Regions from separate parts of the Homo sapiens genome. Here region 1 is linked to region 2. Evidence: chromatin loops called from intact Hi-C (ENCODE). Cell type or tissue: B cell. All regions are shown on one strand. Each heading gives the region's core, and the rest is flanking DNA. Links, peaks and the distances in the headings are about the cores only.

What was found. A loop is a pair of places that touch in the nucleus more often than their neighbours do. Peaks named below come from ENCODE experiments on the same cell type or tissue, not always from the same donor. Only the 100,000 strongest peaks of a DNase experiment are listed, where the experiment ranks them.
Region 1: a loop joins it to region 2, with 10 times the contacts of the local background. A loop is called at or near these places in 2 of 110 quality-filtered maps.

Annotation. Positions count from the first base shown.
Region 1 is chr2:191,153,981-191,158,379 of GRCh38, forward strand. No RefSeq gene overlaps it. Among named protein-coding and RNA genes, the nearest start is that of STAT4, 5.2 kb to the left of the region's middle. In B cell, for the core only: a CTCF peak has its summit at 1,846 (motif pointing left); a DNase peak (open chromatin) is centred at 1,811.
Region 2 is chr2:189,659,301-189,663,699 of GRCh38, forward strand. ASNSD1 (asparagine synthetase domain containing 1) reads left to right here and starts at 2,159. Exons shown (of 6, transcript NM_019048.4): 1 at 2,159-2,310. It overlaps ASDURF (ASNSD1 upstream open reading frame), which reads left to right and starts at 2,159. Exons shown (of 4, transcript NM_001353493.2): 1 at 2,159-2,310. The coding sequence starts at 2,221. RefSeq lists an enhancer at 2,217-2,406. In B cell, for the core only: CTCF peaks have their summits at 1,916 (motif pointing right) and 2,121; a DNase peak (open chromatin) is centred at 2,061; H3K4me3 peaks cover 1,724 bases; H3K27ac peaks cover 1,566 bases.

The DNA.
Region 1 (4,399 bases), core at 295-4,294, 1.5 Mb after region 2:
ACTGGGAAGCAGTCAAGCTCAAATTCTAATTTTTGCTTGAAAGCTCAGTTTTATTATTGGCAGCAGATACTACCAGTTGTTTTCCTTAAAGTGACAGGCTCGTCTTGGCAACTCAAACAATCACGCAAGTGCTTTTCCTCGAGATGACCATCATCCTTTAATATGTGCCTTTTCCATTTCATCACAAAGAATATTAAAAAGACGTGTACTTAAGGTCTGAGATTTAATAAAATTAATAATTTTTACTGCTTCATCAAAAACATTCTTAAGTCAAACTGGCATTTTATTGTAAGTGCATGGTGGTGAAATATACAACTGCTAGTATAATTTGGCACCACTTCCTTGCTTTGTGCTAAGGCCCCAACAGTTTCACCCACCTTTGCTTTGGTACCATTGGTGCAAATGTCAGCAGGGTGAAAAGACAAAACTGTATTAGTATTATTATAAAAATAGTTTAACCTTGCAGATGCTCTAAAAAGATCTCGGGGACCACTCCCAGGGATCTGCAGGTAACACTTAGAGAACCTCTGCTCTATTTGCCATATGCTGCCAACTGTAACTCGTTTATCCAGAGATGTCTATCATGAGGGACTCTCTGCCCAAATACGCACTTTTTTCTTGGTTAAATCTTCTGCCTTGAACCTCTGTCTTCCTTCTGTATTTCATGAGTGGAGGAAGACATCTAAGAAAGGGCGCTTCTATGTCCAATTTGTTTCTCTTTTTTAGAATCAAAACTAAATAAGCAGGTCTGCAGTTTCTTGACCCTACACTGGCCCTGGCCTTGTCAGTCCCTCAGAGACAAAGACATAAAAAAATTCGAAGTAAAATGAAGAACAAACCAAATGCTAAAATGAAACCCCTGGAAGGTTTTCCAAATTCAAAGGCCCCCACAGATTCCTGTCTCCTTTCTCAAACAGCCACCCAGTTGCCCTGGTGATAAGCCCTATATCTAATTTTTTGCTGCATCATGCTAAGAAGAAAATCCCAGATTAAAGACTTTCAGAAAAGTAGCTTCTAGTTCTGGTGTGTCAATTTCTAGTGGCACAAAGTTATATAAGTTACCTAACTTCTCTAACCCCAAAACTCCCTGTCTATAAAAGTGGGGATATTATGTCCCACCTGAAATTGCTGGGAAAAGTCAAAGATATAATGTAAGAAATGGGATCAGGTTAAATGCTGAATCAATAGCTGTTAATAATAGAATAATAAACAAGTTATGGGTAACTTTGGCACTCACCAGGTTAACCCTCCAGCTTCCCTGCCACCTTGCTGTACAGAGCGGAAATGGAGATGAAGAGAGTCTGGGTGGGATAGGCAGGTTCACAGTTGTAAATAGAAGATAGGGTGGATTCAAAATCGGTTCTGATTGTGCTTTTCCCACTCTGCCCAGTGGAGCTGCTTTTGTGGGAAACAGAGAGAGGAAGAGAGAGGATATCACTCTTGCCGCTGTAAGGGAGGTAAACCAGCTCCACCTTCTCCCAATTTTTGTACAAAGAATATAAACATTTGCTAGTTTCAGTTTTGTGATATCACCATACTTCTCCTCTCCCCTCTTAAGTGTTCTGAGGAAACTGGGGTGAGCTGGAGTTGGAGGTTGGACAGACAATATGTACACGCAGAAAGATGCGTTGAGTTCCCTGGTTGCATATGCTAGTACCACATGAGTGGGACAGCAAGGATTATTGGGATAAGATGGCCTGGTGTGAATCTCATCGACTCATCTGTGTGCAGGTTGCTCTAGCTCCATCAGAACAGGAACATTGTCTTGTAAAAGGGTTTAATATCAATCTTGCTAATTTTCTGAAGTCCAGTTCCCATTGACTCTGCTCCCTCTACTGCCATCTCAGAAGCATTGCAATTTACAAATCATAGTCATATACCTCCATGCCAGACATAGTGCCAAGAACTTCAAATGCATTGTTTTAGTTAATCCTCACAGCACTCCATAGGATTAAATATCATGATTATCTCCAATTGGCAGATAAGGGGACAGAGGTTTAGTGAGCTTTAGTGAGGCTTATCAGAGGTAAGGACAGATTTGGGATTCAAACTAAGGACTGTCTGAGCTCCAGAAACAAAGCCCATAACCATTCTGCTTTACTAAAAATCTTATCTGCTCTTATGAGAAAAGCAATAACTTGCTCAGAGAGCTATAGAGGAAATAAGTTTGATGACTTAAACATGAATTCCAAAAAAGAGAGGATCATTGCATAGTCCAATCTTTTGGCTTCCCTGGGCCACATTGAAAGAATTGTCTTGGGCCACACATAAAACACACTAACGCTAACAATAGCTGATGAGCTTTAAAACAATCTCATAACGTTTTAAGAAGTTTAAGAGTTTGTGTTGGGCCGCACTCAAAGCTGTCCTGGGCCATATGCAGCCCATGGGCTGGACACACTTTGTCTACAGTTTTCTTTTCTTGTAATGTCTTCTGGAAGCTTGGGTAGAATTGGTATTATTTCTTCCTTAAATGTTTGAAAAAAAAATCACCAGTGAAGTAATCTCTGACTGGAGTTTTTTTCTGGTGGGAAATTTTTAAACTACAAATTCAATTTATTAGATCTAGGACTACTTAGGTTACCTATTTTCTCTTGAGTGAGCTTTGCCAGTTTCTGTCTTTCAAAGAATTTATATATTTCATCTAAGCTGTTATTATATACATAAAGTTGTTTATAATATTCCCTTTTAGCAAGTTATTCTTTTAATTCCCTTTTATCCCAGTTATTCTTTTAATAGCTGGAAAATCTGTAATAATCTTACCTCTCTCCACTCTGATATTGGTAGTTTGTGTCTTCTTTTTCCCCCCCCAGGACAGTTTTACTAAAAGTTTATCAATTTTATTTATATTCTCAAAGAACAAACTTTTGGTTTCATGGATTTTTTTCTATTGTGTTTCTGCCTTCTGTTTCATTGACTTCTACTCTTCGTTTCCTTTTATTTACTTCTGTTTCAGTTTGCTTTCTTTCTCATATATATATATATTTTTTTTTGAGACAGAGTCTCGCTTTGTCACCCAGGCTGGAGTGCAGTGGCACAATCTCGGCTCACTGCAACCTCTGCCTCCCGGTTTCAAGTGATTCTCCTGCCTCAGCCTCTGAGTAGCTGGGATTACAGGCACGCACCACCACGCCCAGTTAATTTTTGTATTTTTAGTAGAGACAGGGTTTCACCATGTTGGCCAGGCTGGTCTGGAATGCCTGACTTCGTGATCTGCCTGCCTCGGCCTCCCAAAGTGCTGAGATTACAGGTCTTATATATTTTAAGGCAGAAACTTAGGTCATTGATTGGATCTTTCTTCTTTCCTGATATAAGCATCTGCATATTTCTTCCTTTCCATTGCTTAAACTACATCAAACAAATTTTGATATGCTGTATTTTAATTTTCATTTATTCTACTTAAAATTTCCCTTGTGATTTCTTCTTTGATTTATGTTTGGGTTTTAATTAATTAATTAATTAATTAGAATTGTGACTTTTGTTTTCCAAACATTTGGATCATTTTCCAATATTTTCCTCATATCCATTTTTAATTTAATTCCATTGTGGTTAGATAACATACTTTTTTGTTATTTGAATTATTTAAAATTTATTGAGTCTTGATCTATGGCTGAGAATGTTTTGGTCGATGTTTAAGACACTTAAAAGAATGTCTTCTCTGCTCCTGTTGGGTGAAGAGTTTTTGCAATCTCAGTGAGGTCAAGTTGGTTGATAGTATTATCCAAGTCTTCTATATCATTCCTGATTTTCTTCCCATTTATTCAATCTATTATCAGAGGAATATTTAAATCTTCAGCTATAATCCTGGATTTGTCTGTCTTCTTTCAGTTCTTTCACATTTCATTGCATGTATTTTGAAGCTCTGTTATTAGATGCATAAACATTTATAATTGTTTTGTCCTTTTGATGATTTTCCTTTTATTTTTATGAAATGACCCTTGTTATCTCTGTTAATATTTTTGGCTCTGAAGTCTACTTTGTTTTATATTTATATAGCCACTGCAGGTGTCTATGATTAGTGTGAGCATGATATATCATTTTCCCAATATTTTACTTTTTACTTATTTATTTATATTTGAAATGTGTTTCTTGTCTGTAGTATATAATTGGGTCTTGCTTTTTTATCCAATTTAACAATTTCTAATTTCTGCTTTCATCAAGTATAAAGAGCTTTTTCCACTCTGGCTGTTGAGAATATAAATTATGCCTAGCCTTGTGTGAGCTCCAGAAATTTTTCCACCTGCTCCTCTTTAGTGAGTCCTCCCCACATCTTTGAGTAGTTCCTTTGCAAACATGGACTATTCAGTACTCAGCTGAAGAATCAAGGGGAGCCCTTTGCAGTCTTCTTCCTGGTACTCTGCCCCGTAAATTCTGACCAAACTCTCAACTCTGCCTCTTC
Region 2 (4,399 bases), core at 232-4,231:
TTTGAGACCAGCCTGGCCAACATACTGAAACCCCATCTCTACTAAAAATACAAAAATCAGCCGGGCATGGTGGCACACACTTGTAATCCCAGGTACTTGGGAAGCTGAGGCAGGAGAATAGCTTGAATCCAGAAGGCAGAGGTTGCAGTGAGCAGAGATCGCACCACTGCACTCCAGCCAGGGCAACAGAGAAAGACTGTGTCTCAAAATAACAACAACAACAAAGTGAAGTGATACTTCACTTTGGAGCTCTCTTTTTCCTAAACTTGGATTCTTAAAATGTTTCTAAGCTAGCAGTTTTGTAAGAACTTTTTTCCTTAAAAATCTGGCACATTTAAAGTATTGGAAATTCTGGGCTTTTAAAAATATTGGGATTATACCAGTGCTTATTTTTCTCTATAAACTAGTCAGAACAGAGGCCCTTTAATTAGAGATACTATAGTGGGATTTATTAATACACTCCAGAAGTAGGGAAATATTTCATATTTACAAAGGGAGACATAAAGCCTGTTCTAAGTTACAGACACACAGACACATAAAGAGGTTATTGCTTCTGTCTTACAACTTCAATCTCAGGTCAAAAGTAAACACAAAACCACAAAAATTCACCAGTTCTTCTGCTTGAGCGGCCTTTATGTTAAAACAAACAAACAAAACCTTACTAGCCCACATCTCAAATAGCTGTCCTCCTTCCCTCTCAGTGGACACAAAAGTAATTAATTAATTTGAGCTCACAAACAATAAACAAAAAGACTTACAAACTCGCTTCTCTGTCACCTCTCTTATTTATTTATTTGAACCCCTGGCCTCAAGTAATCCTCCCACCTCAGCCCCGAGTGGTTGCGATTACAGGTTTGAGCCACTGCACCTATCTACCTCTCTACCAATGAGACTAGACGTCCATCATCCAACAGATACCACCAAATGGTTAGACCACAAAACCAAACTCCCAATCATTGCTGCTATCAATGTATCAGTAATGTATAAGTTATACCTGAATAACTTATCAGGAATGTACAAATCAGAAATGAAAACACAATCTTTAAAAATCAATTATAAAGGAAAAATATATAACCACTTGGGTTTTCTGTAAGAGCAAATAAAAAACATGCCTGGCCTTAAACAACCCATGATGTATACATTTCTTTCGCCAGATAGTTTGATTCATCACATAAATCCAGTTGGGCATCTCTGTGGAAACTTAAGATTTCCAATAATATAGTATAATTATCAAAAACCTAAAATCATGTCTCTAATGTGAACATAAAATATATACATGTCAAACTTTTATTCAACTCATTGGTTAGTGAGGGAACCGATGACTTTAAAACCAATACAGAATATTAGAGAAGCTAGGCATATGTTAATAAAGAAATGTTAGGACAGAATGCAGGGTTAGATACAAAACTGACTAATGTGTTGCAGAACAATAAATCATAACCTGTGTTGGTATCTGGTACAACAAAAAATTATTTGCATCTCTACCAAACCAAAATCTCTACCAAAGTTAACCTTTGCCCCTACAGAATTGTAAAACAGCCCAGTCAATATAATAAAGTCAAGTCCAGAGCAGCACTGAAAGAGCATCCAGTAAATAAATCTCTTTTGCCTATTTCCAAGTTTTAGTCATTTTTTCCACAGAAATGAGATATTGCAAATATTGCACGGGACATAGATGCACTAAAAAACTATTAATTCATCTGAAGTTCATACTGTATTTTATCCGGCAACCCTAACCACGAGTTAACCAAAACTTTACCAAGTCTGTACAGTTCTTTTGCCAACACGGTATCTCTTAAATCTGTTCCTTAGCTTCATCTTTCCCTAGATAATAAATATCATATTAAGCGCTGTTTCTATTGCACGACTATTCTTCATATTTACCACTGGAGGGCGCACAGAACTCGTAGTATACTAGATAAGAGGTCATGAAGAAACCACCTGAGCGTTTCTGCATCTCAACCACAAGAGGCCAGTACAGGAACCTCAGATTTTGCAACCAGACTGTTTACTCGCTCCCTAAGCAGCCATGCGCAGGCGCGAAACTCCTCCCCAGGCCAGACCCGGCCTGCGCATGCGTTCAAGTGAGCGCGCAGACGCTATTGGTAAGACTCGCGGGAAAAGAAAGGGTGAGCGCGGCTGGAAGCGCGCATGCGCTGTGGCTAATGCCGTAGGCTCCTTCAGGGCTGAGCCATCCCGCGTGTCTTGCGCTCGGTGGAAATGCCCAGCCGAGGGACGCGACCAGAGGACAGCTCTGTGCTGATCCCCACCGACAATTCGACCCCACACAAGGAGGATCTAAGCAGCAAGGTGAGTGTGAGACGCGACGAAAAGGCTCCTGGACTCGGGACCGGGCGCCACTGGACCCTGAAGGTGGTCCGCAGCGGGCAGCGTGGGGCCTGCCTGGGCCTCGGCTTTGCCCTGCTACTTTGCTCTTTTTATTCATAGCACTTGACAGCCACAGTTAGTCCTTTTATTTTCTGAAAACAGTTGCGAAAAGGGAGATCTTGAAATTTGTCCCGAGACTGGACCCAGGTGACAGTGGGGCGGAGTTTTGGTTGGGTGTTTTCCTCCCTAGTCTTTTTAAACTTTTGGAAATACCGCCCACCCCAAATCTGTTCCATCAAAGATATTCTCCATCCAGTTAACCATGCCAGCAACCCGGGGTCCATCCTTGACCCCCATCATGGAAGCCTATCAGTTCTACCTTTGAAGCTCATTTCAAATATGTCCCTTTATCACCGTGAACACTCTTACCACCCCAAATAAGCCACCGTCATCTGCTATCGGGACCCCTGCCCCCGGCAAGGCCTTCCTAAGCGGTCTCTCCTCATCCACCTGTTAGCTGCTGCTTCTCCGTTAACCAGAGCAATGGTCCTAAAACACGCATTGGGTTGTCACTCATACCAAACTGGGGGAGAGAGGAAGCCAATATAATATAAGCCTTAACTGCCATAAACAAACAACCTTTAAAGATAAATGGGGGTGGCGAGGGTTATAGCCCTTCAGGTATTACATGTCCTAGATTCTACTTTGGTTCTGTCCCAAACTTACAATGACATCTTGGGCAAGTCTCTTTAATCTTTCTGTATCAGTTACCTTCTTTGAAGTAAAGTGAAATGTACACCTGTCATTCCTAAAATGGGAAAGCCCTGTATAAATGTTAAGTCTCAAAGAATGTTTACAAATTTGGCCTTGGAATTCAACCTCATTACTACAGCTCTGCCAACGGGGGAGACAGAAAGGTGCACATTCATGGGGATTGGGGGTGAATTTTCAAAAGACACACAGCCCATTCTGATTACCACCATAGCAAGCCACTTACGCATACTGGTGGTTACAGATCCCTGAGGTGTGTGTGAGGTAGCACAAATATGATAAAAGCTGCTTTTAGAGGCTCTTGTGATACTATGTAATCAGTCATGTTCACAAAATAAATAGAGTTAAAAAGAAACTTAGTTTTCACTTAGTTGAGCCCTCCCCTACAAATAAATGAAGCCCAGGCCAGCATGGTGGCCCAGGCCTGTAGTCCCAGCTACTCGGAGGCTAAGGTGTGAGAATCGCCTGAGCCCGGGAAGATCAAAGCTGCAGTGAGCCGTGATCGCACCACTGCACTCCAGCCTGGGTAACAGAGCAAGACCCTGTTTCAAAAAAAAAAAAAAAAAAAAAGCCCAGTTCAACAGTGCCAGCTCTATGCTAGTCATTGAGATAAAAAGAGGGAAAAATACCAAGATGGAACATGATAGGTCTTACTGTCCCCAAATAGGGCATTGCTTGATTTGAATGTTTGACTGCAGCACTTAGTACATAAAATCATGAAAATATTGAAAAAAGTAACCCACCCCTCATTCAATTTGCTTTTTTTTAAATCTAAATCACAACTTAATTTTCAATCTAAATCACAACTTAATTCCTTTTGGTGTATATCATATATATATATTTTTTAAATTATTTATTTATTTATTTTTTTGAGACGGAGTTTCACTCTTGTTGCCCAGGCTAGAGTGCAGTGGTGCAATCTTGGCTCACTGCAGCCTCCGCCTCCCGGGTTCAAGCAGTTCTCCTGCCTCAGCCTCCCGAATAGCTGGGATTACAGGCATGTGCCACTACGCTTGGCTAATTTTGTATTTTTAGTAGAGATGGGGTGTCTGCATGTTGGTCAGGCTGGTCTCGAACTCCCGACTTCAGGTGATCCGCCCGCCTTGGCCTCCCGAAGTGCTGGGATTACAGGCATGAGCCACCGCACCCGGCCTGGTGTATATCATATATTTTTAACAAAAGGTATAAACCTTGTTTAGTAACTGTAGTCCTTGGCATGATTGCTGGTTATGAACACGAAAATCCCTGTCTGGTCTTAATGGGTTACCTAACATTTTGCAAGTCTAATCACTGTTTTTTC